Linked DNA regions of Homo sapiens: region 2 is linked to region 1. Evidence: chromatin loops called from intact Hi-C (ENCODE). Cell type or tissue: HCT116. All regions are shown on one strand. Each heading gives the region's core, and the rest is flanking DNA. Links, peaks and the distances in the headings are about the cores only.

Region 1 (16,370 bases), core at 5,413-13,412:
TAAGTTGTTCAAAATCAGATGTTGTAAGAAATCCAATTTTATTACCTCTTTTCAAAGTTGTTTGACAATTTTAGGCCTTTTGCATTTCCATATGAATTTTAGGATTGGCTTGTCAATTTTGACCAAAAAATTTGCTGAGACTTTTATTGGACTTCTGTTGAATTTACATTTGTAAATAACGTGATAGTGACTTTATATTTAGTATTTTGATCCATGAACACACCATACATCTCCATTTACTTATATCTTTTTAAGTTTCTTTCAGCAACAATTTGTAGTTTTCAGGGTGTAGATGTTTTGTCAGATTGAGGCTTAAGTATTACCTACTTTCAATTCTATTATAAATGGTATTGCTTTTGTAATTAAAATTTCTGACTGTTCATTTTTAGAATATATTAATCTTATATATTGATACAATATTGTATCAATTTAGCCAACATTGCTAAATTCCCTTTTTAATTCTACTTTTTGTCAATTTTATAGGTCTTTCTATTTAGATGATTATATCACATGAAAATAAAGACAGTTTTACCTCTTTTACAATCCTAGTGCCATTTATTTCTTTTTCTTGCCTTGTTACACTGACTACAACCTCCTGTCAAATGTTGAACAGAAGTGATTGTTCCTAACCTTAGTGGTATAGGAGCAAATATTTTGCTATTAGAAAGATATCAACTGTGAATTTTTTATAGATGCTCTTTGTCAGTTGAGACAGATCCTTTATATTCATAATTTGCTGAAAAAATTTTAAAATCAGAATTATATGTTGGCTTTTGTCAAATGATTTTCAAACATATTCAAGAAGATTGTATTATATGATCTTTTAACATTCAATATGTAAATATGGTGAATTACATCCATTATTGAATGTTAAACCAACTTTGCATTCCAAGCATAAACTCCACCCTTTAGTGTTGTGGTATGTTTTTACACAATGTTGAAATCAATTTATATAATTTTGTTAAGATTTTTGAATTTATGTTTATGTGAAATATTGGTCTATAGTTTTCTTTTAATATCTTTTCTGGTTTTCATAGCAATGCTGGCCTCAGGGAATGAGATGGAAAGCAGTCATCCTATTCAATTTTCTGGGAGAGTATGTTTAGAATTAGTATTATTTTCTACGAATGTTTTGCTGAATTCACTGATGAAAACATTTTTACCTGAATTTTTTTCAAGATAATTAGCTACAAATTCAATTTCCTTAAGAGATATAAAACAATTCAGGTTATCAATTTCTGTTTTAGTGAGTTTTGGAGATTTGTGTGTTTCATAAAATTTTCCTATTTTATCTAAGTTGTCACATTTATTGGCACAAAGTTGTTTATACTGTTATCTTATTATTCCTTCAATATTTGTATAATCTGTAGAAATATCATGTACCTCATCCTAACACTGGTAATATTTTTCCTCCCTTGTTTTTCTGATAAGTTTGGCTAGAAGTTTATCAATTTTATTTGCCTTCTTAAAGAACCAGCATTTGGTTCATAGATTTTCCTCAATTGTTTTTGTTTTCTATTTCATTGATGTCTTCTCCTGTTTTTAAAGTGTCTTTTCTTCTGCATATTTTGGGCATATTTGCTCTTATTTTCCCAGTTGTTTACCATAGAAGTCAAGCTCATTGATTTAAAAACTTGTTTCTTTTCTAATGTAGATATTTCTGTTATAAATTTTCTTCAAAGTACTGCTTTAGTGCTACTAAAGTATGTTTTCAATTTTCTGGAAGAGTTGTGTAGAATTGGCTTTTAAAAAAACATGGTATGTTGTGCTATTATTTTTAATGGATTCAAAATACTTTATTTTCTTTTACCTGTGTGTAACTTAGAAAAGTGTTATTTAGTTTTTAAATATTTGGGGATTTCTCAGACATATTTCTGTTACTGATTTCTAGTTTAATTCTATTGTGGTCAGAGAAAATACTTTATATGATCTGAATCTTTGAAAATTATTAAGACTTATTTTATGTTTGACAATATGCTTTATGTTGGTAAATGTCCTCTGTGTACTTGAAAAAAATATATTTTCTGTTCTTATTTTGTTTTATTCATGTTAATTAGGTCAAATAGAAAATGTTGCTCAAGCCTTCTATATCTTCACTGATTTTGAACATACGCTCTCTATAAATTATGGTAAGAGAGGTGCTGAAGCCTCCAATTATATTTATAAGTTTATTTCTAAAAGTATTTCTGTTAGGTTTTGCTTCATAAATTGGAGCTATATTATCAGGTGCATAAATGGTTAGGTATATTATGTCTTCTTGATAAATTGACCCTTTTATATTTATGACATGGCCTTCTTGGTCTCTGGTAATATTATTTTCTTTGAAATATATTTTGTCTAATATTAATATAGCATTCAAACTTTCTTTTGATGTTAGCATAGTATTGTTTTTGCAGCCTTTTATCTTTAACTTTTTTATGTCTTTATATTTAAAGTGGATTTGTTGTAGGCAAATAATGAGTATTGCTTTGTGTCACAATCTCATAATTTCTACCTTTTAATTGTGGTGCGTTTGGACTATTTCATTTGGTATGTTATTGATATGATTAGGTTTAAGCCTACATTTTGCTATTTGCTTCATCTCTCCCTTGTTCCCCTTTTTCTTTTTTCTGCTTTTTTAAATTAATTGAGCATTTAAATTATTTTATATTATCTCCTTTGTTGACTTATAATTTAAAACTACATCTTTTAAATATGTGAATTAATTCTTTATCATTGGCACTTAGACAGCATGGGTAGCTACAAAATAAAATTTTGTTAGGGCAAAAATATGACATACTGTTTCTTACAAGGCCATAGGGGTATTGAAAGCCTCTAACCTGCTTATTCAAGATCCACATGATTCCTTTCTCTTCTCTCCAAATTCCATGATTTTAATTGCCGAATTAAGATGAACTTCATTGCCTAATCAGCTTTCCCAGGATGTTTGTGGGTTGATAATAGTTCTTGTTCTTGTCTTAATATTCCAGGTTTGAAAAATGAGCTGGGCAACTAATGTTAACTGCTCTGATACTCATCTCTTTTACCACCTTTCCCCAGCATCACTAGTATCTGAATTGCCAAAATTCAATTAAAACTAAAATTTATTCTTTTTATTCGAGTTGTTGCTTACAGTTTGTAGTGGACATTTTTGCCTTGTTACAGCTTAGATTCTAGTGATGATATACTATTTTACATATAGTGTAAGAGTTTTACAACAATATGCTTTTATTTCTCATCTCCTAAATATTGTTTTAGTTTCCTGTCTTTCCTTCTACATTTTGTAAACTCCAGACATATCACATCTTTATAATTTTTGTTTAAACTCTATATTTTAAACAGTTTTAATAATTCTTAAGGAAAATTATGTTTATTCAGTGAGTTACCATTTCTGGTCTTCCATATTCCTTTCTGTAGAGCATTCTGACAGGATTACTTTCTTTAACATTTCTTATAATACAGTGTAGTTCTGCTGATGCTATTTCCATTTAGGTTTTGTATTTTATTTCCCTTTTGTTATTCAAAGAGATTTTAGCTGTGTTTAGAATTCTTGGCTGACAATTTTCCTTTCCTTTTAGTATTTCCAAATGTTATTCCAGTATCTTTTTATTTGAATTATTACCTGTTAGAAGTCTGATATCATTCTTATCTTTCTTCTTCTGTACATGTTTTTTCTCTTTCTTTAAGATTTTAATTTTTCATTAGTTTTACTCAATTTGATTATTAAGTGCTATTGAGTACTTTTCTTCCTATTTTTATACTTGGAGGTTTCTTGCAGTTTCTAGTATTCATGATTTATGGTTTTTATCAGATTTGTAGTGTTTTGACAATGATTTCTTTAATTTTTGTCTTCTCTCATTCTTCTCTTCTTTGGAGGATTCCAATTTTGAAGGATTCCAATCCTTCTTTGGAGGATTCCATATGTTAGGCTGCTTAATATTTTCCTAAATGATCTGATTATTTTTTAAAGTATTTTTTACACTTTGTGCTTCATTTCAGATCCTATCCTATCTACTGCTATTCTTCAATTTTATTAATTTTCTTCTGCATGATTTCATTTGATGTTGATTCTATCTGCTGTATTTTTCACCTGCATTGTGGTTTTCATCTCTAGAAGTTCAATTTAGGTCTTTTTACATATTTCATGTCTCTACTTAACAGGTTTAATATTTTATGTAGCTTTTAGATACATGTACATATTCCATGTCTCTACTTAACAGGTTTAATATTTTATTTAGCTTTTAGATATATGGAATTCAGTTATTAATGGTGGGTGTAATGTTTTTGTCAAATAATTCAATCATGTATGTCATTTTAGGGTCTGCTTTTATAGACTGATTTTTCTTCTAATAATTGGTCTTATTTTCCCATTTTTTTGATTGCCTGGAAATTATTTATTAGATGCAAAAAATGTAAACTGTACCCTGCTGAGAAATGGATAGTTCTGTATTCTTATACAAAAAACAAATGTTGACCTTTGTTACCTGACCTGGTTAAATATTAAAATAAAATAAAGTTAAAATAGATGGATTATTTTGAATCTTGCTTTTAAGCTGTTAGATGGAACCAGGACAGCATTTATTTTAGGGCAATTTTGCCCCACAATTGAGGCAATTTCCTTTTGTGGCTTTATCTAGTGCTTGATGAATTATGAGGATTTCTACTCTGGCTGTTGAGAATGGGAAATATTGCTGTCTCTGTGTAAGTTTCATAGCTTTCAGCCTCTAATCCTTTTTGTTGGTTGTTTCCTTAAGCAGATTAATCACAAGTGTGTACTGATTAGTACCGAGCTGGAGACTTGCATTTAACCACTAAAGCTCTTCCAAACTCTCTCTCCTTTAAGTTTTCTCTTGTCTTATTCTCTGTTATTTTTGAGCCAGTTTTGCCTCCTTATATTTCATATTTATTCCCGCAACTCAGAGAGATCCAGTGGTCTCTGTGAATCTCTTCTTGGGTTTTCTGGCCCTGCACTGTGGTCTGTAAATTATCTGTAGGTAGTGAACTGGACAATTATAATTTTCTCATAAATTGTCTCACATCTCTTGAGATCACTGACCTTTTACCCTTGTTGCTGTAGTCTGGAAAACCATTGCTTCAATTACTCTGTCTGGTATTTAATTGTTTTCTGGCAACAGAGTAACTCTGGTTCTTGTTACTCCATCTTGACTAGAAGTAGAAGTCGTGGAGTTTGTACGTGGAGTCTCTTATTGGGTCTTGATAAGGAACCAATTCTTATCCATTACAGATATTTCTAGCATCATTGAAACCTCATTGGCCCAAGATATAGGGAAGCTTCCACCATAGCTAGTCTTGTTGCAAAGTCTTTTCTTACTCTCTGCTCTACTCAAAAGAGATAAACTTGTGGGTCATGCAATAAGTGGATCAAAGCAATATTCCCATGTGCAGTGTATTCTACCTCAAAAATGGACTCAAGTCCACCAAATGCTTTGCCACTTTTGCAATGGTAGGAGGCATGGCTTGAATAATTTTCTGCTTTTCTTTATGAGGGGTATTTTGGCATTCTCCAGTCAAGTGGATCAATACACAATTCACTGATAAGTCAGGCTCATGAATCTTCATAGTGTTTAATCTCAGACCCTCTAGCTTGTAAGCACTAGGGCATATAAATTACTTGACATTTGTTGCTCACTACATCCAATTAGCTTGATATCATTAACATAATGGATCAACCTGATGTTTTGAGGAATATCAAGTCAGTCAAGATCCCTATAGACTATGTTATGATAGAAAACATGAGAGTTAATATAGGTTTGTGGCAAAACAGTGAATGTGTACTGCTTTTGCCTTGAAAAAACAAACTGGTATTGATTATCTCTACCAATGGGTAGGAAAGTAAGCATTAGCTCAATTAATAGCTGTATGCTGATCACCAGGTGCTGCATTAAACGTTTTCGTAAAAATTCCACATCCTGCATTGTAGCTTTGCTTGGTTGACTGAGGCTACTAGTTGATTATATTTATGCTAGTTCATTATCTACTCAAAGTACTTTTTTTCAGGGACAAAATACAATAACTATAAGATGATTTGATTGAGACTATCACTCCTACATCCTCTAAGCTTTAATAGTAGCTCTAATCTTTGAAAGTATGCTCAAGATGCAGTTTTGTTTTTGATTTATTCTTTTGGCTCCAGTACAGAAAGTGGTTTTGGGGCCAGATACATAGAGTATTCATTCCAATTAGATATGTGGGGACTAGTATATGATTACAAAGTGAGTCCTTAGACCTGTTGGGCCTATTGTGAGACAAAATTGAACAAAAACTCCATTTATTACCCATCCTCTATAAACCTAATACATGATGTGAAGAAGCATGATGACATTTTGAGTGCTTTGGTACCAGTGCTAGCTCAGTCCTGTGGCATGTAGTTCTGTGTCTACAAGTCTGTCTCTACAGACTCACCATACAGAGGTTACCTGGGAAATTTCAAGAACATAAGCCCGAGATTGAAGTTATTTGAAAAACCTGGAGAATGTCTTACTTTTTCCGGTGTTGGAAAATCTCCCTTTGTCTTCTGGTGCTTCTCTTAGAAGCAAAGCTATTGACTGATAGTATTGCCTGACAGTAGCTCTTTAAGATAGTATTGAGTGAGAGCTATTGCCTGACAGTAGCTCTTTCAGACTGTTTGTCACATAGCCATGTTATTCTCTAATTGTGTAGGCTAGAATTTTTTCTGTCTTGGTGGCACCTTATAGCTACTGTTGGATTACTAAGAATAACATTTTATTTTGACTATTTCTGCATGTCCTGAACTTAGAACTGAGTGCCTTTCTTCTTGCCATGACTTCTTGGTTTGAGCCCACTCATTTTCTTATTCTTTTATTTGCCATTCCAGCAACCTCTTCACTGGTAGCATCAATCAAAGATGGAAACTAATAAAAACTATAGTCCTGAAATGTGCCTTTCACTTTCTCTCCCTACTTCAACTTCTACCATTAGCCTCTTTCTTTTGGGTGTATCTGGAGACTAAGCCACTTTTATAGGCATTCAACACAGCATTGGTTTGGGGTCTTTTAAAGATTTCATTATGCATAAAATTCACATATTGATATAATGTTAACTCAAAAGATTATAATATATTGTGAGTCCGAAAGAAGAATCATTTACGTAAGATGCAGTTTGATATTGTCTTTGACATTCTCCATTTTCAGGAAAGTTATTTTGCCTCCTAGACCTCTTTTTAAAAATCATCTTACTTAATTGATTATTTTCAGAATAAAATTAATATATTTTGAAAAATTAATTTTATTTTAAACAGAACCATGTATTGTGATACTGAGGATGTTTTGATTAGGGTTACTAAGTCTCAAAATAATACAAAACAAAGATAAATACTCAGATTCCGTTAACATTCATATAATGTCTTTCATTAACTTAGCTCATTATTATTATTTCTAATGATTATTTTTACTTAGTGAACTTGAACAGGGTTTTTTTGTCTGTTAAATAAAAGTGATACCTGTCTCCCAGGTGTACTGGGGAATTTAAATGTAAAATCGCTGAGCGCATTAAACAGCATGCCATAAGATTTCAGTATATGTTATCTTCCTGTTTCTCTCCCTCTTCCCCCTTAATATCCAAAATGAGATCATCAATCCTGAGAGCTATTGTCTTAACTACTCAGCTTATGTTACCAGATAGTTGCATAAGGAATTTGATGATGGACTGAAAGGCATGATTGTGAAGCCATTAAAATAAATCCCCAAATGTGCAAAATAGAAAGCAGAAGAGAGAGAAGGGAGAACTAAATTATTTCATCAATGGATCATGTTATCTGTGTGATTGGGAGTCAAGTTTATTTCTTTATAATATTATAGACAGTTCATTAAGCCTCTTTCTTTCTGTTCTGCTAGACTATTCACTATTAGGCTCATAAAGTCACTACCAGAGCTTTCTAATTTTTTTCCAAAAGTGTTTTTGCAGCCAGCCTTTTTATTCTATCTACATTAATAACAAATTTAGTTTCCCTGAAGCAGTTCTTCCATATACAATTCTCGCCCACCCAAACATTTATTGGTCCTCCATTCCCAACAGAATAAAATCTAAATAAGTTAGCCTCAAGACCCTCCTAGAACATCCTAGTGATGTCTACCTTGTATTTGCTTCTCTAGATCCATTCTCCACTCTTTTTCAGTTACTCTTTGGCTCTGGGTGACTGATCTGCATAAACTCCATCAATGAGACCTCCAGTGGGAAATAGAAACAAAGGAAGAGGGTCAGGTCAGGGAATTTATTTACCCAGCTTCCTCTTTTCTACAAAAAGTCATGCATCTTGTCAGGCACCCCACTCCCCAAGGCTCTCTCCTTCTGGGGTCTGGAAATTCCCACACCTCACTCCATCCTTCAGGATGAGGGGTGGAAGTGGTTTTTCCTAGCACTGGAATACTGCCATATTCTTGTGGCTTTCCTACACTCTGCACATACCTTTGTAAATGTTCCCTGTATCAAAACTCAACTCGAATAACCCAATTTCAATGTACCATCTGTTGCCTGGCTGTTATACCTCCCAAATTTATCTCATGCCATACACTCTTTTCTTTAAAGGCAGATGGTTTATTTATTGCAGGCATAGTGGTTCAGAGCACCCAATTTGGAATGATAAAGTATTGGGTTTGAATTCTGATTTTGCTACTTATCAGTTCAAAGGCTTTGGTCAAGTTATTCAGCTTCTCTGAGTCACAGTCTCTTCATCTATAAGACAGGAATAATAATAGTAGTCACCTTAAAGAGTTATTGTGAAAAATAAAAAAGTTTATAGATCTTTAATAAAACAGATGCTGAAGAAATATGGTTTTGGCCATGAATGTTTCTTGAGCATGTATACCTCATGATTTTTGCTGCCACATCTCTTTTGCTATTTTCCCCTCCACTTAAGTTTATCAGTTTTAGGTCTAATTAAGAACCTAGTTATTCTATAATCTCTTGTGTTTCTCAATTTTTATGACTCTTGCTCCCTGGAACTCTCCTTTGTGTTTTGATTTGTATAGGTCTCCTCTCCCTAATTACATTGTTAACAATCTGATGACAAAACTTTTCATTTCCTTGTATCACCTCTAACTAGCTCAGTGTTGGGAACATAGCAGCAGCTTAACAAATATTTGCTTGGTTATTTAATTTTAATCATTTAATTTCAATTAAGGCAGGTCAATTTTATAATGCAATTAATTTCAATTAAGGTAGATAGGCAAACTGCATAATGCAAATCTCCAGAATCGATTTTTTGATTATCACAGTGCCCATTTCAGGGTAGGTACTTATTTAATATTTGATGATTTTTGGTAATTATTATACAGATAAATTATCTGTAATATCATCTAAGTGCCTCACTGATTACTGTGTAGACATAACCTATACCTGTAATGAGATCCTTTTTATTAGCTATCAAAGGTTAATGATCTAAGCAGGTTAAAAAACACAAAAAGGAAATAGTATTAATGTCAATATATTTGTTATTAATTCTTTTGTCATCTTTTAAATATACCAGATTGTAGTCTCATTAGAATACTAGAACTTTGTTATATTTTATATTGTACTCACTGTGGAGTACTTATGGGTCACTCAAATAACATTAAACTACCGAAGGGCTCAAACACAAGAATCAACTTTAGTTTCTTGTGAGCAGTGTAACTTACCACCTCTCTTTAAATATTGCATTTAATCTTGTCTTAATAAAAAAATTAAATAAAGTTATAGCCTGTAGGTGGCATTTGAGTCCACTAATCACTGTCCTGTGCTTATCTTGAATCTTTATATTGGTGATTCCAGTACAGCAGCATGTCTGTAACTAGTGTTGGCTTCTCAGTATGATGATGAAGTTTAGTGATATCTTAGACCATAAGCTACTATAAAAAATCCTCATTGAATCTTGCCAGATTCCTGTTGGAATGCGGCAACTCCCCAAACTTCTGTCCTGTTAGTAGAAATGAAGTATAGTACAAAAAAGCAATGAGGCCTGCCTGACTGATGTACATGTCCCTGACAGTGATCTTGGTGGTGTTTCATGGGAATTAAATGTAAGTTGATTGTGAACAGTGAGTTAGCTGATGATTAGAAAGAGTTGGGGTTGGTTTCTTTAGAGGCTAAGAGCACAATAAGATGAGTCTTGTTTGGTTTTTGATGTAACACATTAAGAGATTTAGGACTTTTAGAATTAGGATATTAATTGTCCTAATCACCCAAGGTAATATTTTTAAGCAATTGTCCTAATCACCCAAGGCAATTGCTTAAAAATATTACCTTCTCCTAATTGTCCTTATCACCCAAGGTAATATTTTTAAGCAAAAGTAAATGAAAAAGTAAAAATTAAAAGATGTATTTATGTGCTGAATGACTTTATGAAGATAGTTTATTTTGTTCTTTTTATTGACATGACTTATTTTCTTCTCATACATAGCCTTTATATGAAAGAGGATGAGAGATGCCCATTTTGGAGTATTTATAGGCCTCCAAAATAAAGTTAAAGTATAGGGGCCCAAGTACAAAAACCAGCTTTAGTATCTGGTAAGCAGTATAACTTACCACCCTTATTTAAATGTTGCCTTTAATTGTTTTGAATCTTGAACCTAAAAATCCTCAGTCAGTCTTTTACCTACTTTTTAGATTCATACAAGATGTAAAAAAGAGTCTTTGGGCAAACTCACTGTTCATTTACTTTCTGTCGTATTCACATGTACACCACTAAAATCCCTTCTTGGAAGTTGGGGAGAAGTGGGTTCATGTATAATACCCTTCCCTCTTCACCTCTCTACCTGTCAGTGTAGAAATATTGCAGGTACTCACAAGTATGGATATTGTCTGCTTTTGTCTAATCCACTGGTACTTGTGCTGTTTTGAATATAATCTTTGGGTTGTATTGAATGCAGAAAATGATTGCTTTTTAAAGATCCTTCATAATTGGAACCTTAGATATTTAGATCAAAATCAGTATAATATTAATCTATCCAGTTTACTCTCAAACTGTCAAACACTTAGTTTGTCTTTGTTTTTTTGGTACCAACAATATGAATTACATTACTATTAGTTGATAAGGTTTTTCAGGTAAACAATTTGAATAAATATATGAGTTTTCAATTTCTGATGATATAGTGGTCCAAAGACCCTTAACAAACCTTTCACTTCAAAATAATTAGAACATTGAAAAAACATTAGCAAATATATTAAATTTTTTTTTTTACTTTGAAGTTCAGGGGTACATGTGCAGGTTTGTTACATAGGTAAACTTGAGTCATGGGAGTTTGTTGTATAGATTATTTCATCACCAAGCTATTAATCCTGGTACTCATTAGTTATTTTTCATTATCCTCTCCCTCTTCCCACCTTCCACTCTCTGAAAGGCCCCAGTGTGTGTTGTTCCCCTGTATGTGTCCATGTGTTCTCATTATTTAGCTCTCACTTATAAGTGAGAACATGTGGTACTTGGTTTTCTGTTTCTTTGTTAGTTTGCGAAGGATAATGGCCTCCAGCTCCATCCATGTCCCTGCAAAGGACATGATTTCATTCTTTTTTATGGCTGCATAGTATTCCATGGTGTATTGAGCTGACAAGAAAATAAGGAAAATATTCAGAGACTAAAAACAGAATGTAAGCAGAAGTTCAGAAAGTTCAGCAAGCACAGAATAGCTGGCCATACTGGGGCAATTATCAATTAATGATAACTCTGAAGATCCATTTTCAGAGGTTGGGGAAAAGAATGTAAACCCGGCCTGCATAAGTTAGGGAAACTGAAAGAAGATTATTCCCCAGAGCCAGGACCCAAAAAGCTATATCCTCAGTAGAAGAAGACATTCACCCACCAATGGAGGTAGGAAGGACACTCCCTTGTTTCAACCATGATGGTGTAGAAAGAAGAAAGTTTGTAACTCAAATCCTGTCCCCACATGAATTTATGGCCCAAATTCACACTCTCAATCTGGAAACATTCAACTTCATCTAAAACTTTATTTGAGGTGATATTTGATTAGGAGTATAGCTGAAGAGCTGACAGAAACAAGAACAGATTCTTTAGTAAAGAATGCAATTTCAATCCAGGCTATAATATTTGCCAAAATGAAAGTCTACCTGAAATTTTGAACAGAAAAAATCTACAGTAACAGTTGGAAACCTCAATACCCCATTCTCAGCATTGGACAGAACATCTAGAGAGAAAATTAACAGAGAAACATTGGATTTAAACTGCAGGTTAGATTAAATGGATGTAACAGACATTTACAGAGCATTTCATTCAACAGCTGCAGAATATGCTTACTTATAAGCACATGGGACATTCTCCAGGATAGACCATATGTTAGACCACAAAACAAGCTTCAACAAATTTTTTAAAATTGAAATCATGTCAAGCATCTTCTCATACCACAATGGAATAAAACTAGAAATCAAAAACAAGAGGAAGTTTAAAAACTGTACAAATACATGGAAATTAAACAATGTGCTCCTGAATGAGCACTGTGTCCATGAAGAAATTAGGAAGATGAAAAAATTTCTTGAAACAAATGAAAATGTAAATACAATGTACCAAAACTTATGGGATACAGCAAAAGCAGTGGTAAGAAGGAAGTTTACTACAATAAATACCTACTTCAAAAAAGTAGAAAGATTTCAAATAAACAACCTAAGGAACCTGAAGGAACTAGGAAAGTAAGAATAAATGAAACTCAGGAATTAGTAGAAATAAAGAAATAATAAAGGTCAAGAAGCAGTAAATGAAATAGACACTAAAAAGAAACACAAATAAATAAAATAAATGAAATTAAAAAGTTATTCATTTGAACAGGTAAACAAAATTGATAAACTCCTAGCTGGACTAAGCAGGAAAAGAGAGTAGACCCAAATAAGTAAAATCAGAAATGAGAAAGGAATTATTACAACTGATACCACAGAAGTACAAAAGATCATCAGAGACCATCATGATAAACTACACACTAACATTAGAAAACCAAGAGGAAATGGATAAATAAAATCCAAGATTGATACAAGAGGACAGAGAAAACTTGAACAAGACTAATAACCAGTAAGGAGTTGGATTCGGAAGTAAAAGATCTCCCAACAAAGACAAACTCAGGACAGGATGGCTTTAGTGCTGAATTCTACCAAACTTGTAAAGAAGAACTAACACCAAATCTTTTCAAGTGATTCCAAAAAATAAAAAATGAGAGAATTCATTCTAACTCATTCTATGAGGCCGGCATTAGCTTGATACCAAAACCAGAGAAGGACACAACAACAAAAAAAGAAAATTACAGGCCACCATCCTTGACAAACATAGATGCCAATATCCTCAACAAAGTAGTATCAAACTGAATCCAATAACGTGTTAAAAAGATAATACACCATGCTCAACTGGGATTTATTCCAGAGATGCAAGGATGGTTCAACATATGCAAATCAATATATTGCGATTCATCGCAAAACAGAAGTAAAAACAAAAACCTTATGATCATCTCAATAGATGCAGAAAAAGCATTTGAAAAAATTCAACACCCCTTCATGATAAAAAAAACCCCTCACAACTAGGCACAGAAGTAATATACATTGAAATAATAAAGACCATATATGACAAAGCCACAGCCAACATCGTACTGAATGGGGAAAAGATGAAAACAATCCCCCTAAGAACTGAAACAAGACAAGGATCCTTAAAAAAAGGCACAATGACTGGGTGTGGCATGATGGCTCATGCTTGTAATCCCAGCATTTTGGGAGGCCAAGGTGAGTGGATTGCTTGAGTCCAGGAGTTTGAGACCAGCCTGGGTGACATAATAAGACCTTGTCTCTAATTTGAAAAAAAAAAAAAAAAAAAAAAACTGGCAAAAGAGAATACATATAGTGTTACTCCATTTTGTTAAGTGTAAAATTAAATAATGTATTATTTGGAATTCCATAATTATGTAGTAAGCCTACAAAGATTAGTAAGGGAATAATAAATAAACAATTCAAGTTGATGGTTACCTTAAGTGGCAAGGAGAAAAGGAGCTGGGGTTGGGAATGGGTACACTCAGGGCTTCAAAGACATTTGTAGTGATTATTTCTTAGGCTGGGTGGAGGGTATGCAATATTGATTTTTATTGTTACTTTAAAAATGTACATATATACATATATTAAACATGTACAAATATTTTCTATATATAGTTAAAAATATTTTTTTCTAACTGAAAATGGGAGCAACGCTGTGTTATTCCTTCCAATACTGATAAAGTTGGGGAATCATTTAACATGGGCTTACAAACAGCCAACATGAGGCATTACTGAGAATTCTTAGTTATTATTGGAGATTAAAAGAAATTTAATGTCCTATTAATGGATATATAGGGGCCAAGAAAATATTTTTAATTTTTTAAAAATAGTAAAGATGATATATAACCTCGAATATTTTATATCAAATTGCTAAATTTTTTAGCTTTGGCTGAAAGTAGACAAGAAGAATGGCTGCAATCATAACAAAATAAGGGTTGAGTTGTTTGTTGGGTTATCCTTCCCACTATTTGGAATGTCACACTAGATCTATAACCTTCTGTGCTTAAACCAAGCCGGAGATGGCTGCTCAGGGCTCTCTCATCAGCAATCAGTGACCTGCTTTCCAATTGCCTTCCCCAAATACCTCCCTAGTGTAACTATTTCTCCAGGGAGAGCTGTGTCTTTATTGAGCCCAGAAAGCACTCATCTGGCCAGATTGGAAGTCTTCAAAATGTCCCCAGTGGGAAGCTACCCAAGGAGAGTAGGTACTCTGAAATAATTGTGTAAGCACCAGGCTACACACGGGTGTTAGCTGTACCAAAGCCAAAGAATGAAAGGACATTTCCAGAAACACATTTTCCAAGCCTTTGAATGGCTTTGCCATAACAACCCAATCAGCCTCATATTGTCTGTCTGAGAGAAACCACTGTCATTAGCAGAAAAAAATGAATAGGGCTTATACTTTCTCTGTATTAGAGTCCATTCCGTTTAAAATTATCAATTTGTTTGGCCATTTGCAAATAGTTTCTCTGATTCAATTTCTTCTCTGGCTCGCGGGAGTGGTGATTGCTGTAATAGATAACTCCCCTCCAAAGAGCCTGAAATAACCTCGCTTGGGATCAATACTCAGTAAAATTAAAATTGAATTTCTTTGGTGAGGTTTAAATTAGATTGATGTTTGTAAGGAAATTCATGTATTCCTGCACAGTATGTCATAGATATTGAATATATTTTTTATTTTAATTTTTCAACATTCTGATATTATTAATAAAATATGTGTTTATCATATATGGCAGCTTATATAAAAATATTTCTCTATGTTTTCTAAAAACATAAATGGAAAAGAATACAAAATAAAATCAGAAAAAAAGAAAAAGAGAAAAAGGCATCAAGAAACAATATTGGAATCTTTTCCATTAACTCATAGAGAAGATAGCCCCTCCCCACAGGGGATTAAAATAGTTTTCAAATAGACCTCAAGACATCCCAAATCCTTATGAGGAAATGTTCTATAATGATGGATTACCACATCCTTTCTGGTTTATTATATGATTGTGGATAAGCCATTTAAGCTATCCTCTGTTCTCTCTGCTGTCCCCTTGAACAAGGTCTAAAATGTATTGACATAGATGTTTGACAGTTGAAAAAGAGGATGAATGATTTTATAGTACTCCTTGGTACTTTTGATTTAAAGGGAAATCTTAAACCTCTGTTAAGCTTTAAAATCTTTGTCTCTCTGTTGGTTTCTATCATTCCTAACTCTATAGATCTAACCATCACAATACCAAGTTGCTGATATCCTCACAGAAATTATACATAATTCTTTCTTAGGAAACACAAATGTTATTATATATCTTTTGCAACATATTTCAAGAAATAAAAGAGATATCTTAAACACTGAGTTGAGGATTCTATAAAAGCACATACATGAACATAGTTTAAAAGCAACTTTGTAATTTATGAAGATTTATATTAATACAAATTGTGCAGTATTGTCAGAGGCATTTGAACCAGAGCAACTCCATCTTAAATAGGGGCTGGGTAAAATAAGACTGAGACCTACTGGGCTGCATTCCCAGAACATTAGGTATTCATAGTCACAGGATGAGATAGGAGCCAGCACAAGATTCAGGTCACAAAGACCCTGCTGATGAAACAGCATGCCATAAAGAAGTTGACCAAAACCCACCAAAACCAAGATGGCAATGAAAGGGACCTTTGGTCTTTCTCACTGCGCATATGCTAATTATAATGCATTAGCATGTTAAAAGACACCCCCACCAGTGCCATCACAGTTTACAAATGCCTGGAAGTTATCCTATAACCTGGAGGTTATATATCCAATGTTACCCTATACAGTCTAAAAAGGGGAGGAACCCTCAGTTCCAAGGAAATTCCCATGTCTTTCCTGGAAAACTCAT
Region 2 (16,370 bases), core at 3,914-11,913, 860 kb after region 1:
CCATCATGATAGTTTAATGTATTGGTAGATATATTTTATCAATAACTGACGTGCACATTTTAGTATGGTGTTTTTATCGCTTGTTTTTTGGAAAAAGGAACACTAAAGTAGTATAACATTGTATTTACTCAACAAGTACTTAACATGTCGGGGCACATTTTATGCTGATTCTATGAAAGCATCCCTCATACTTTTTGGTTTGGGCATGTCTAAAGAAGTGATTGTTTATTGAGGATAGTCAAAGTATTCAGGTATTCCTGAGGCTTTGATTGAGGAAACAAAAACACTCAAAATTTAAAAGTAATTATGTAAAGGAGATCCATGGGTTCCACAGAAAACGCAGGTCTCCACAGTTATAAGCACTTGCCTAACCAGTTATATACTTTCTTTAGTCTTTTGCCAGCTATGAATTTATAAAACAACTACATCAATCGAAATATTTGAGATTTAGAAGTGAAAAAATAGAACCCATTATGGCATGCAGTGTGATCCATCAGAGAGAAGGAAGTCCACAGAATTAAAGACACTGCGGTCTTTTTAATCATAATCTAAAGCTAATCCTTGGAAGACTAATTTAACCAATGCTTATAATCAAAATGAGTGTTCTAAGCCATGGACACATATGTTGTGCAAGCACCAGTCAATTTCCCTGAGGATGCTCTACAGTGTATTTGGAAAAGTATCTAAATATTTCAATAGTGTTTATTCTTATATTATTTAATGTACAAATTGAATCTGCAATTTGCTAACGAATCTATTTCTGAATAATTTCCATGTTTCTATAATTGAATCCAAATAAAATATATAGTAAATTTTTAGTGAAACATGAAAGACTGCAAAAATGAATAATATTTAGTGCACTAACAACAGTTCCTTTGGAAAATTAGGAAGCAGGAAATATGCAGTACTTTATCATATTTAAAGGAAATATACTTTAACTTGAAATAACTAGAAATTGAGGGAAAAAAGCTTGACCATGATATGAGAAAGATACATAGTGTCTTACATTACTTTAAATTCAAGTTTTCACTTTACATAAGAAATATTTTAAATTCATTATTATTATAAAAATAAAAATAATACATATAAAACAAAAGTCCCCGTATGCCACCATTTGCACGCTCTTCTCTAGAGGGAATCACTGTCATCTTTGATGTAAATATAAATGTCAACAGAAAAATAGTATTGTGTGTATATGAATATGAGTACATACATGCTTTACATTCATAGAATCATAATTTATATAATGCTTTACCACTTAAATTTGTTCCACTGAAAAATGGATCTTGGGAGAGAGGGGTAGAGCAAGATAGCAGAATAGAAGTCTACACCAATCGTAGCCCCAGAAAGGATACTAATTTAACAACTAACTACAAATAAAAAGCACCACTGTAAGAACCAAAAATCAGGTGAGCACTTACAGTACCTGGTTTTAACTTGATATTGCTGAAAGAGGCACTGAAGAGGTAGGAGAAACAGTCTTGAATCACCAATGCCACCCATCCCCATCCCCCAGCAGCAGCCTTACCCTGCACAGAGAGAATCTGTGCCATTGGGAGAGGGAGAGAAAAGTAATTGTGAGACAGTGCATTGATCTCAGAAAGCAAAACTGGACTGAACACAGCTGATGCCCAACCACAGAGGGAGTGATTACAGCGGCCCTAGACAGAGGGGAATCACTTATCCCAGCGATTGAAACTTGACTTCCTGCAAGCCTTGCCACGTTGGGCTGGAGTGCTCTGGGGCCCTAAATAAACTTCAAAGTTCGTCTAGGTCACAAGAACTGCAACTCCTAGACAAGTCCCAGGGATGAACTCGGTTCAGAGCCAGTGTGTGTGTGTGTGGTGGGGGGTGGTGGTGGCACATGACCTACTGAGACACCACCAGGGTGGCTGGGAGAGAGCTGTCACCATCCCTCCCCTAGCCCCAGGTAGCATGGCTTGTGGCTCCAAAAGAGATCCCTTCCTTCTGCTTGAGGAGAGGAGAGGGAAGAGTGAGGAGGACTTTGTCTTGCATCTTGGATACCAGCTCAGGCACAGCAGGGTAAGGCACTGATCATAGTTGTAAGGCCCCCTTTGCAGGATCTAGCTCACAGGTAACATTTCTAGACACACCCTTGGATAGAAGGGAACCCACTACCTTGCAGGAAAGGACTATTCTTGGCAGCATTCATCAACTGTTAACTAAAGAGCCCTTGGGCCTGAAATAACCAACAGCCCTACCAGGTAGCACATTGTGGGCCTTGGGTGATATTCTGAGACTTGATTTCTTCAGGTGAGTCTCAGCACATTCCCAGCAGTGGTGGCTATAAGGAGAACTCCTTCTGATTGAGAAAAATGAAGGAAAAAATAAAGTAGACTTTGTCTTGTACCAAAGGTACCAGCTCTGCCACAGGGGTATAGAACAAAATGAGAGCTCTTGAGGTTCCTGATTCCAGGACTTGGCTCTTAGATGGCATTTCTATACCTTCCCTGGGACAGAGGAGAGCCCACTGTCCTGAAGGGTGAGTCCCAGGCCAGGCAGCATTCACCACAAGTGGACTAAAGAGCCCTCGTGCCTTAAGGGAACATTGGAAGTAGCCTGGCAGTACTCCCCATGGGTCTGTGGTGGCAGTGGCCATGAGGCAAGGCTCCTCTACTTTTGACAAGGGTAGGGAAGAGTGGGAATAACTGCATCCTGTACTTTGAGAGCCAGCTCAGCTGCAGTGCAATAGAACGTCAGGTAGACTTTTATGTTTTTTTACTCTAGTCCTTGGTTCCCAGACAGCACCTCTGGCCCCAGCCTTGGCCAGGGGGAGATAACTGTCCTGAAGGAAAGGTAACAGACCTTGCTAACTTTGCCACTTGCTAATTGTAGAGCTCCAGGGCCTTGAGCTAACATAGGCAGTAGCCCAGGGCATGGTTACAGGAGGCCGTGTGCTCAACGTCATTAAGCATCAGAGAAATGCAAACCAAAACTACAATGAGATTTCATCCCACTCCAGTTAAAATGGCTTATATCCAAAAGACAGGCAATAACAAATGCTGCTGAGGATGCAGAGAATAGAGACCTCTCACACTCTGATGGTGGGAATGTAAATTAGTACAACCACTATTGAGAATAGTTTGGAGATTCCTGAAAAACTAAAAATAGAGCTACCATATGAGCTAGCAATCCTACTCCTAGCTGTATACTCCAAAGAAAGGAAATCAGTATATCAAAGAGATATCTGCACTCCCGTGTTTATTGCAGCACTATTCACAATAGCCAAGATTTGGAAGCAACCTAAGTGTCCATCAACAGATGAGTGGATAAAGAAAACGTGAAACTTAACATACAATGGAGTACTATTCAGTCATTATAAAGGAATGAGATCCTGTCATTTGCAGCAATATGGATGGAGGTCACTTTGTTAAGTGAAATAAACCAGGCACAGAAAGACAAACATTACACGTTCTCATGCATCTCTGAGAGCTAAAAATTAAAATGAATGAACTCATGGACTTAGAGAGTAGAATGATGGTTACCAGACACTGGGAAGGGTAGTCAGTGAAGGTAGCAGGGAAGTGGGGTTGGTTAATGGGTACAGAAATATAGTTGTAAAAATAAATGAGACCTAGTATTTGCTAGCACAACAGGGTGACTATAGTAAAAAAAAAAAATCGCAATTGTTCACTTTAAAATAACTAAAAGAGTGTAATTGGATTGTTTGAAATACGAAGCATAAATGCTTGAGGTAATGAATACCCTATTTATCCTGATGTGATTATTATGCATTACATACCTGGTCAAAATATCTCATGTCCCCATAAATATATAAATATACATCCTACCATGTACCCACAAAATTAAAAGTTAAAAAAATTAAAAAGAATAAATCTTGGAGATCTTTTTGTCTATATATGAAAAGATATATATATATAAAATATATATTATATATATATTTTAAATTGTTACTTGTATCTCATGATAATGCTTTATCTATCTTAAATGAGAATGTAATCACTCATTTCTCAGTCATGGGGTATTTAGGTTATTTTCTGCTCTTACAATCAACACTGCATGGGCCACTGGTGTAGTTGATTTTCCATGCACTTGTGTATATTCCAGTGTAGAAACTGAGAGCACCTCTTTCTTCAAGAATATCCATAGCCAGTGTTATAGCATTTATAAATGCTATAGATTTTTGAACTATATTCTTATTATTTGATAATAATGATAGTGATGTATGAAAAGTCTTTCATTCATTTCAGGAAATTCTACTCAATTAACAAGAAATGAAATTAAGAAGGGAGAAAAACCTAAGTTTGAGAGATAATAGGAACGTTCACTGGAGAAATGGCCTTTGGTGCAGTAATTATTATTTTCCAAAAGTACAGATGTAGACATTAGTTAAGGAAACACAAGGAAATAAGATAAATATATCTCAAAAAGCAAAGCATCCTCCTTAGGGATATTTACAAAACATCAGAAAATACTATGTTTGTTAAATTTTATTTGCTGTGTGATGTCAATTAATGTTAAGGCTTCTGTTTAAAGATACCATTAAATATTATCCCCCTCTGGAATGAAATCATACTTTTAAGAATAACAAACAAACAGTTGTTTAATTATGGCATAAAATAGGAGATGTGTTCTTACAATCATTGTGGCTTAGTCACAAAATTGCTTCTCTTAGAAATTCAACACTTTCAACAGGAGAATGTACATAGTAATTAATGTAGAACAAATAAAAATGTCCACTATGTAGCCTAACAGTTATTTTAAAGGAAATAAAAAGTATCCATTTGAATTTCAAATGTCAGAATATTCTATTTGCACATTAAAAATATTAATACTCTACCAAATATTAACTAATGTATGTAGGTATTAAAGTTGTATTGTCATGAACAATTAGCAGATGGTTAAGAAGTTAAAATCATTTATTTTTCTCAGAGAAAAACACTCCCATCCCCCAAGAAAAAGGAAATAGTTCTAAACTACTCCTTCCATGTAGACCATTCGAGAGAATACTGAGAGGTGCTGAAGTGGAAATTGCCTTTGCCAATGGATTTTTATTGGCATGGTTTATTTTCTTCAGCATATGTGATATAAACTGGACACTGATGTTTTCCTAAATAATTCAATTTGCTAAGAAAATTAAAATAACTGAAGCAAAACTAAAAGCAAAAGAGGGAAGAGATAAAAGTTTGCTTTCACTTGAGATTTGAGAAGCAGCCTCCCGTTTTTGTGAGAAGGCTCTTTTAGATATAGGTTTTTCAAAGCAGAAAAGATCTATCAACATTACCTGCTGCAAATACTGACAAAAATAACATGAATATTAAATTACCAAAGGAAGCCCCAAAGTAGTTCTCTTCAGCCTTTTCTAGAGGCAAATTATCTCAACCTACTGGCGGCTTTAACTTCTAAGAGTCTTCATGAAATACTACACTTTAAAGTCATCAACCCTTCTTCCAGGAAACTCATAATCCTTGAATTTAGGCTAGGTCCAATTTAAAATCTTGCTCTTCACTATTCTCCTTTACTCATTTAACAAATACTGAGCAGATATGTTCCAAATTTTATCAGGTGAATAGGGATTGAATGAAGAACCAAATAGAGAGCTTGCCCTCATGGAACCTAGAATCTATTTTAGAGAGAGACAAGGAATCTGGCAATTAAAATACAGACTGAGAAGACCTTTGGTACGGATGGTAGAGCTCACTCATACTCAAACCATTTCCTTGATGTCATTGAATTTAGATGCCAGAAAGCATATATATTTTCTTAGAGAGAAATTAAGATTGCTTTAAAGGAAGCCATTCCATTTCTAAATAAACTACTATATCTAAAGTCACCACTTGGAGTGGCACATCACCGAAAGAAGCATCTTCTGTCAATACTCCACCAACTGGGCATGGAAGGTAGAGTCCTTTCTGGATTGCCCATCGGGTGATATGTTCCTGACCTGTGGTATTCTGAAATGATTTATTTTATGATGCTCCCTTCCAAAAAGGACTTGAGGAAGCCTATACCAAAGGCAATTCATGCAAAATAATTCATGGTCACAAACACGAACCTAGTAGCAAAAGACAGGAGATAAAGCAGATGCTTTTACTGTAAGGGTTAATACATTTGCATTGCAAAGCATAAAATTTAACTTCCTAGAAATCAGGGCAAAACTGAAGAATATTAAGCTATATAATTAATTCACTAGAAAGAAGAAAACAAAGTGCCAAGAAATGCAATAAAAGCCAAGAGCTTAACAATGAAGTACTGTACATTTCAGTAAAAGAAGTTTTGTAAGTGAGCATGCTAATGCATTCTGTTTGTTGTTTCTTATTTTTTCAAGACTAGAATTTGAAATAACTAGATGACTGGATGTAAAAGCCTTTCTTCTGTATAAGCCAATTTTTTGCTACTTTGGAGTTCCCAAATCCTCTAAATATCTGTTTTTTTCCACATTGAGTAAACTCCCTCTTCCCCTGCTTGTCACAACTGTAGGATAAACCAGTTCCTTCTCAGCCTCTCTGCAGAATGTTCTTTTCTCCCTTCCCCAACTGCTCCACTTGCCTGTTGCCACTGATTGCTCGGTTCCTCAGGTCACCCCTTGGACTTGGTGTCCTTCTCCACACTGTTTCTCCTCAGACTGAACACCACCTCTATTCTCCTTCACCAAAGCACAAATAGCACATGGCTTTTCTGGGTCTAGCAAATTTTACTGAAACAAGAGAAATACGGGAGGATGATAGCCTAGCTCAAGGGCCAGCACTCATTTTAATGTGTTTAGATTAATAGTATTAATCTAAATTTTCACATTTTGCATTGCAGAATGTGAGGTTTTCTTTGTTCATATCCTACGCATTGTCGTCTTTCATATCCAAAGTACAGCCATCTTCTCAGCTGACCACATTTTCAGACCATTCTGTCTTTAACTGCCTTCAAACCCCAATTATTGTCACTTTCTTAAATAAAGCACTTTATCATTAAGACCTTCTTTTGCAAAGCCAAGAAAACTCTTTGAGATAATTTCTTCAATAAACTCCCATCTATATAATGCTTTCCACTAAAAGCTTGAAATTAAAAGAGTGCTTCTTAAAACAATGAAATTCTTAGGCAGGCACCTGGTAGGATAGAAAATAAATAGAAATATTTATTTTTTTCATCTGTCCAAAGAAATTCCTCAGAAGTTGTAGGAGAAGGATTGACGATTTCACTGTGGATGTTTCATTTTTTGTGTTTTGTTTTTCTCCAATTACATGGAGCACTGTCATAGATTTTTATAAATGAACTTATGCCCTCTTGTGGTAAAATGATTAACTTAACCATTAAACTTACCATTAAACTTGTTCTTTTTGTTGTTTGTTCCTATATTTTATTTGAGAAAGAGAGAGAGAGAAAAAAAATGTAAAGGCCTGTCTTATTTTCTGTTCACATTAATGGCTTAAGTTATCATCTGTACTGGTAGTTACAAAACATAATAATCAAATATTTCTATAATTCTATCAACTTGGTAGGGCAGAAATCATTTGAGGGAATACAGTATGTTTAATTACTTTACAAATGTATTAATTATACAAGAAACAAATATGTTAGAAATCCAGGATTGATACTAACACTCTACAAATATTTAATCAGTGTCTACTAGACTGAGGCATGATTTTAAGAACTGGGATAAAATAACGCAAGAAAAACAATAGAGCTTGTATTATAATGAAAATAGTTAGATGATCAGTAAACACAAATGTAATAGCAAATACAGAATATGTCCAATGCTAATAAGAAATATAAAGAAAAATACAGCAGTGTGTGGTGAATAGAAAATGATGAAGATTGGGAAAGTAAGTGTTATTAAAACAATATTTTATATAAAGCAGTATACAAGAATAGAATCCTAGGACAGTCCGTTATTTGGAAGTCAGAGAGATGAGGAGGAAACACCAAGGAGCTATGTGAACATTGATTGGGCTAGTAAAATAGAAAAAAAAAAAACTAAGATAAATGAAAAATTATAAAAATGTATTTTAAGAGGTCAAATCCCAAATAACATGAAAATGACTAACCTCATTTTAGCAAAAAGCATAGTAGTCAATCAAAGGGCAATCTATTTATATACTTAATATTCAACTATGTGTTAGGAGCAAATTAGCTTCTTATAGGCAAGGCTACAAGGGTTACACGTGGTGATCATGATGATGGCTCATATTCTATCTGGCTATGCATGCAATAGTGATGCTGGTCTAGAACTAGACATGGTGAGTAATCACATTTAACTCTGCAGCTTCACCAACCATCAACAAATTCAATTCACGTGATATTTGTGAGCCACTCTATTATGAGTTATATTACACCTGCTTTGGAAGGGTGAAAGAACAGACATCCAGGCAGCTTGCATTACTATTAAGTCTGAGGCCAAGACTGTAGTGTTAATTTTTTTAAAAAAGCAACCAAAACTAATTTATTATAAGAGACAAAGTAGAAAGGGGCAACAAGGAGCATCCAATAATTGATGATTAGATGCAGTGTTACTCAGGGACTGGTGTGTTCTGCAGGGCTGTTACTGTGGTGCTCATCTGGACAGGGAGAGGGCCTCATGATAATTGGTAGGTAACACAATAGGGGAGAGATGTCACGCTCAGAGCTTAGGGTCCCAAATGAAAGGTTGTATGATTGATTTATGTAAAAACTTGGGGATGTGAATGGAGTGGGCTATAAAGACTCTTTTACCAAGGCGGCATTGATAATGGATGACCAATCACGCTTCTTTGTTGGAACAAATGTGAAGATCTCAACCATGTTCCTTTGGTACTCATTCTCACTCCAGATCCCTGATACCATGCTGCTTTCCCTGAGCCTGCCTTCCTATCCCAGTTCATCCCTCTTTTTCTGTGCAAAACTTCTAGTTGTCAGTCTGGGATGAGTAGTGCTCAGCTGGCTCAGTTGTAGTCAGGTCTTCCTTCAGCTTTCCCAGTAGCTTGGAAGCATCAAATAATATGCTCTTCTGCATGCATAGAACCTGTATCTAGGGTGTGAGTAGCTGAAAGCCTCAAGGTTTCCTGCGAAAGAGGAAAACACTTCAACATGCAAGTATCCATGGTTCCAGGATCTGTTCCAGCTTTCTTAGCAACGTTTACTACTCAAGGGAGACAGCAAGGAAATAGATTTGTTTGATTTAACTTTACCATCACTACTGGCAAACAGCAAATAAGCTTTGAATTCTGAGTATCAAGAACACTATGTACATATAGAAAGTGCATCTGGTAATTACTATATCTTAGGAAGTGGAAGATAGTCCTGGATCATCAGCAGGATAATAGGTAATAGGAGTGGTTGATGTATTTTTCACCTTCCATTTAGTTTATTTCTTTATTTTTTACTCTTGAAGTCTTCATATGTTAAACTATTACTCTGGAGAACATTAAAGGACTCGTTAGTTATAATGCCAAAAACATACAGAAGTGGTTACAGGGTTAGATAAGAAGATTGATAACAAAAGAATTGGACATGATTTAACTTAGAGAAGAAACAAGTCAGGGAAAAATCGACAAATAATTTTCAAATGTGTGAATAATGCTTACAAAGAAAAGATTATTAAGCACTTAGTTTCCATGAAGACAAAGTAAAAATAAACTGGCATAATTAAGCCTTATTAAGTACATTTTTTAAAAGTAAAGATAAAATTCTCCTGGTCATGCGTACTGTATTAAACCTCGGTTTACTGATTTTTCTTCGGTCTGGCATTTATTGATTTTTAGTCTAGTTTCTCCCATCTAGAAACTGGGGAAGCACTTGTGGACATTTATGTTCCATTTCTGTTCAGAGTAATAAAATTAATAATAACTCATAGCAAGGAAAAATTAAATATGATAAAATAGAAGTATGTGCCTGTGTGCCCCTTACCCCATATAGCCCCCAAATTTAATAGAATAAATTTTAAATTTGCAAAATTGAGGATATATTTTATAATTACTGCTACAAACTCATAAAATTTGTAGAAAATATTAATCCAAGACAATATTATGTTTAGTTTGATGACTGTTGGCTTGCCATCAATTTGAATTGCATAGAGTGGACAGTAAGGCACCCGCTAAGTGTAGGAAACATTGCACAATCAACCTATCATGAAAACTGCTGGAAGCCAAAGCATGTAATTTGAGCATCCATCTGGCTGCTGCTTAAAATAATGTTTGATCACACTTATCACCCTAGATTCCCAAATGCAGAGTCTTGGGACATGCAAATCAGAACAGGCTCTTGTCTAACGGCTTTCCAAATAATTGACCTCTCTATTGCCTTGTTCCTTGAGGAGCTATTTACAGTTTTTTTTTCTAGTGATACTTCCACTTCTGTGCTGCTTTCACAGCTGTATCTCTGATGACTGTTCTCTAGCCAAAGAGAAGGAACAGTCTTGGAAGCATTGTTGTTGTTAAAAATACTTCTTAAATGTCTCTTCCTGAGGTGGAACGTGTTTCTATGTTACCTAATAGCTGTAATTAACATAAAAAACGAATGTTTTTAATAGTTCAATAGTTAAAATTTGCAAAGAGGAAATAAGTGAATCCATTAAACATAACTTTCATCACCAAATATAAAAGATGATGATTCCAGGTGTTCTATTAAAGGTAGGAATTGAAATGGAACAACATAGTTTTCTCATTCCATTGCACTGGTTTGGAAGTCCTGTAGGTGAGCTTTTAACATATAAAAATGAAGTTCTACTAGGAGAGACTATAAAGGAGCATTGTATTTTCATTTGTTGTCATTTACATAAATATATGGATTATAGAGCTGAATTCCTTGGGATAAAATCCTGGCTTAAAAACAATTCTGGATTTGTGATCTTGATAAGCTACTTAAACTTCCCTACCTCAGTTTCTTTATTTCTAAAATAAATAATTGTACCTATTTCTTAATGTTGTCTGGATTAATTGAATTAAAACACGTACACACTTAGTATACATTTACAGTACATAGCATAGTACTAGTACTAAACAAATATTAATATTAGCTAGAATGTGTAACTTTTTATTTTACAGAATATAAAAATCTTTAAGTTGGATTGAATTTGACGTAAAATTGCCCCTTTGTCAATAGGATTCAGGGGTAAACACACCCACTGGTCTAAGATCTCTTCAGGTTTTGAACTCCTAAAATTCCAGCCATAAATAGGTTTTCACAGAGTGAGTAAGACGTAAGTTCCCAGATTTGCTTTCCTCAATCAACTGGGTCAAGATGGTGCACCAGATACTCATCACTCCCTATTCCCTACATTCACAACCTTGCTATCTCTATTTGTCTTAAATCCAAAACAAGTAATTTTATTAAACTTTCCCTTCGTCTTTATATAATTACCACCAAGAACCTTAGATTTCTCTATCATGGTCACCTCACTCTAATTACCCTTTCTATCTCTTGTTCTATCCCTTTCTCAGAAAGGTTTAACATACTCTTTGGAATTCACAGTACATTATCAATACCAAAAAAAAAAAAAATGCATTCACAAACTCTTTTCTAAACTTCCCTTCACTTCCCAGTTCTTAAAAAAAAATCCAGAATTCTCCTGAAAGAATCAATTTCCCCTGAAGCGTCCAATCACTGGCTGCTTTTTCACCCCTAGTTGTCTTTATCACTGAGCTTTAAGAGAGGGTTGGTGTCATCTATAATGCAATTTGCTTTCAGGCCATTTCAGACCGTTCTTGTCTGATCCTCTGGAAACCTCCCCACCACCTAGACTTAAATCTTATGATAAAAGATTACAGTAACCTTTATCTTTCATTCTTTCTGTCATTTGCCTATGCCCTGGCTATTCCTCTTCCTTTCTTGAATATTTAGCTCCTGGCTGTTTGTTGCTATCTTCAACACTTCCATTGTCTTAATTCTTGACAATGTAAAGATATACACATAGATGGATCTTCCAGTATCTTTCCCCCTTATTTCTTGAGTACCTCTCATCTTGACTTCAATCTTTCATCAACCATTTCTGACCATACTCTAGATCTTATTTTTACCCCAAACTCTACATTATTCATTATTTTCTGTATTTCACTTTGAATACCTCTTCTCTTTCTCCTCCCCTTCCTTTAGTGCCTCATTTCCCATTCCAAAAGCCTGTCCCACACTTCAATCAATTGCAGCCACAGCCACTTACATTCTTAACATTTTTCCTTCCTTACATAGCTTAAATTATTCACTTAGTTATTATAAACACTCCTTTTGATAAAACTTCAATTCCTTTATCCCTCCCTTCTAGGCTAGTTGTAGGCTAAACTAGAGCTATGGTTAAATCTAACTCTTCAAATACCCATATATAGATGTAGATATATATCCATAAAATTGATGTAGATATATATCCATAAAATTGGATAAGTCTGGAAAGAACAATAAACTCGCTCCTCCATTCCACTATAAAATCATGAACAAGAAGAGTTTGTGTCTTTAATGCTCTTTAGAAGTCTTCCTTTATTTTTCTACTCAAATTATATATATTCTTTCTTTTCTAATCACTATTATGTCTCTTCATATCCTCATTCTTAACTGATGACTGAACATTTAAACTGAAGGAAGAAAGTTTCCACAAACTCCCACCCCCAGTTTTACCCATCTACAAGTATCTGCATTGGCTGACTCTGCCTTCCCATCTGTCACAAGATGATCCACCCAAGCTTATGTCTAAAACTAATTCATCTACTTATGCACTAGAGTACATTCTCACCTACTTAAGTATATCCCTCCAGTGACTGTCCCCTCTCTATCCTGGATCATTATTTTGTTTTTGTTATCTCCTGACTTATTCCCATCAGCAGCATAAAAACTTGGTCAAAAAAAAAAATCTGTGGTTATTTCTCATTCTCATCTTACTTGGGCTGTCATCATCGTTTGACACAATTGATCACATTTTCTCATCCTTGACACACTCTCTGCACTTAGATTCCAGGGCTATATATATATTTTTTATATTCAACATTACTAGTTACTACTTCTCAGCCTCTCTTTTAATTTTTGCAACTTTTTATTTCTATATATAAAGTTATTGAAAAGTTGCAATAATATTGAGAATTCCCATATGTATGTTTCTCACTTGTTTACTTTTTGCCCCAGTTGCAGTCACTTGTTCTCATTCTCTTTCTACCCCTCAACCATTTGTTAGTTGTAGATATTATGTCTCTTTACCTCTAAAGATTTCTAATTGCATTTGTTAAACACTGATATTTTCTTACACAACAGCACAATAATCAAGATCAGAAAATTTTACGTTGTTAAAACAATATGGTCCTACTGAAAGCCCATGTACAAATGTTATCAAATATCTCAAAATGGCTAAATTCCATCTCCTGCTCCCAGTCCAGGATCCAGCCTAAGATCCCACATTGCACTTATGTGTCATATCTCTTCAGTTTAATCTGAAAATGACTCTCTTTTCTTACTTGATATTAACATTTTTAAAGAGTACAAAATAGTTATTTTGTGGAATGTCTCTTAATTTGGGTTATTCTGATTTGTTTTTGTGATGGATAGACCCGGGTTACGCATTTGTGTCAGATGTATCACAAAATTGATATAGACTTTTTAGTGAATATCAGGAGGCCCATGAGTTTGTTTTATACCTATATTGCTCATATTAACTTTGATTACTTAAGGTGGAGACTACTATTCTTCTCCACTGTAATGTGGCTATTTTTCACTTGCAACTAATCAGTAGTCTGGAGGAGTTTAATATGTAGATATTCAACTATCAGTCAAACGTTTACTGACTAGTTTTAGCATCCATTGATGATTCCCTAATTCAGTGATTCCTTCTTTGTCATTTGACATTTTTCTGTAAGAAATTGTCCTACTTGCTTGTTAATTTATATTAGAATGGAATAATGGATTCTTAATTTACACTATGGGTTATAATGTAATATTATAATTATGTATTTTGGATAATAGTCAAATTCATACAGATTTGGGAATTAGGAACCCCTTCAATTTGACTTTTTATGTATTACTGTAATTCTTCAAAAATATTATTACTTTCTGGCAAATATGTTATAGGCTTATTTTGCATTTTCCTTGCCCAAGATCTGGAATCAGTCTTCTCTAAGAAAGTCTAGCTCCTTTCAAATGAAAAATAGTATTTAGTAACCAAGCTTCTGAGTGCTAAATGTATTCATTGCTACTGGTAATTTATTGCTTCTAGGCAGAGTGAAAATATATATATACACAAGATATTAAGGTATATATACATATACACACTGTATTTATTTCTTTATTTGTATTTGTTTCTTTGTTTTACCTATATATTAAAAGCCATGAGTTAATACTGATGGTTCTCTTTCAAAATCAACAACACAATATACTCTTTGGACATTCCCTTTTCCATATTTGTAATTTATTTCCCCAACAGTGAAAAATATGGCTCCCACTATTCCCAAAATTTATATTCATTTGCTCAACTCTAGAATATAGACAGAATAGTTTCAAAATTGCCAACTTATAATATCAAGAAAAGCAAACCTAGTAACTAAAATTCAATATCTGCTTAAAGTTATTTTTTGGTAAATTTTAGATACATTAAGAATGAACCGATCTAAAATGTGAAATTTAATGAGTTTGATAGATGTTTGTACAACTCTGTCAAGATATAAATTTCCATCACTATGGAAATTCTCATGTGTCCCTAACACTCAATGTCTACTCACTCTGGGGCGACTATTTGTTTCACATTAGTTTTGACTTTTCTATATCTTTACATAAATGGAATCATCAAGTGTATATTCTCATGTCCAACTTCTTTTCCTCAGCTTGTCTATGAGATTCAACTATATTGTCGTATATGTAAGAATTGTATTCCTTTTTGCTGCTGAGCAATATTCTAAAATATAATTATATTACAATCAAATACATTTATTCATTTTTCTCTTGATGAATATTTCAGTTGTTTTTAGTTTTTGCTTCTGAGTATTGCTGTGTGTATTTTGTACAAGGCTTTGTGTGTTTTCATTTCTCTTGCACAAATACCTAGGATTAGAATTTCCGGGTAATGAATAAGGTATATGCTGAATTTTTTAAGCAGTTTTTCAAAATTCTTTTATTGTATACATTCCCATAGTACATTATGAGAGTTCTTGGTGTTTCCCATTCTGGTAAACACTTGGGTTGTTAGTGTTCTGTTTTTGTTTTTTTAAACGCAGCTCAACCATTATAGTGGGTGTGTCATGATATTTTCTCTGGTTTTAATTTAAATTTTCTTAATGACTAATGATGTTAAGCATGTTTCAATACGTTTATTTACTTTTATTTTTATTTCCTTGTGAAATGTCAAGTATTTGTTCATTTTATATTGAATTATTTATGTCAGTTATACTGAGTTGTAGAATTATTTAATGTACTATGGATACAAATTATTTGTTAGATAAATATTTGCTACATTTTCTCCCAGATGATAATTACTTATCCCTCTTAATTTTATTTCATTTTAGATTCAGGGGGTGCATGTACTTGTTTGTAACTTGAGAATTACATGTGTAATGGTGGGGGTTGTGTTTCTAGTGTACCCATCACCCAGTCCTATGCATGTTGCTGCCAAGGACATGATTTGATTCTTTTTATGGTTGCATAGTATTACATGGTGCATATATATATGTATATATACCACATTCTCTTTATTTAATCATGTGTTGATGGACACTTAGGTTGGTTCTAGGACTTTACTATTGTAAATAACACTATTAATAAACATAAGAGTGTAGATATCATTTTAATTTAATGATTTCCTTTCCTTTTGGTAGATATCCAGCAGTGGGATTGCAGGGTGGAATGGTAGTTCTATTTTTAGTTCTTTGAGAAATCTCCATATTGTTTCCTATAGATGCTGAATTAATTTACTTTCCAGCTAACAGTGTATGAGCATTCCTTTTTCTCTGTATCTACATCAATATCTGTGGGGTTTTTTACTTTTTAAATAAAAGCCATTCTGCTGGTGAAATGTGATATCTCAGTGTGGTTTTAATTTGCTTTTCTTTGGTGATTACTGATGTTGAGAGTTTTTTCATCTTTGTTGGTTGCTTGTATTTCTTTTTTTGAGAAATATCTGTTTATGGCCTTTCCCCAATTTCTAATGGAATTGTTTTTTTCTTGTTGTTTGAGTTCCTTACAGATTCTGGATATTAATCCTTTGCCAGAGGTATCATTTGCAAATGTTTTCTCCCATTTTGTAGGCTGTTTATTCTGTTGATTATGTATTTTGCTGTGCAGAAGCATTTTAGTTAAATTAACTTCTGATTGTGTATTTTTGTTTTTATTCCACTTGCTGGTGAAGTCTTCCTCATAAATTGTTTGACTACACCGATATCCAGAGGAGTTTTTCCTAGGTTCTCCTCTTGTAATTTTATAGTTTCTAGTCTTACATATGGATATTTAATCCATCAGTT

The links. Peaks named below come from ENCODE experiments on the same cell type or tissue, not always from the same donor. Only the 100,000 strongest peaks of a DNase experiment are listed, where the experiment ranks them.
Region 2: it touches region 1 in a loop (5-fold over the local background); 37 of 110 quality-filtered maps call a loop at or near these places.

Annotation. Positions count from the first base shown.
Region 1 is chr5:119,933,636-119,950,005 of GRCh38, forward strand. All of the region lies in intron 1 of LOC105379144 (a long non-coding RNA gene), which reads left to right. Among named protein-coding and RNA genes, the nearest start is that of FAM170A, 310 kb to the left of the region's middle. In HCT116, for the core only: no CTCF peak of the experiment used is centred there; a DNase peak (open chromatin) is centred at 9,675.
Region 2 is chr5:120,796,241-120,812,610 of GRCh38, forward strand. No RefSeq gene overlaps it. Among named protein-coding and RNA genes, the nearest start is that of PRR16, 340 kb to the left of the region's middle. In HCT116, for the core only: CTCF peaks have their summits at 5,882, 7,255 (motif pointing left) and 7,456; a DNase peak (open chromatin) is centred at 7,261.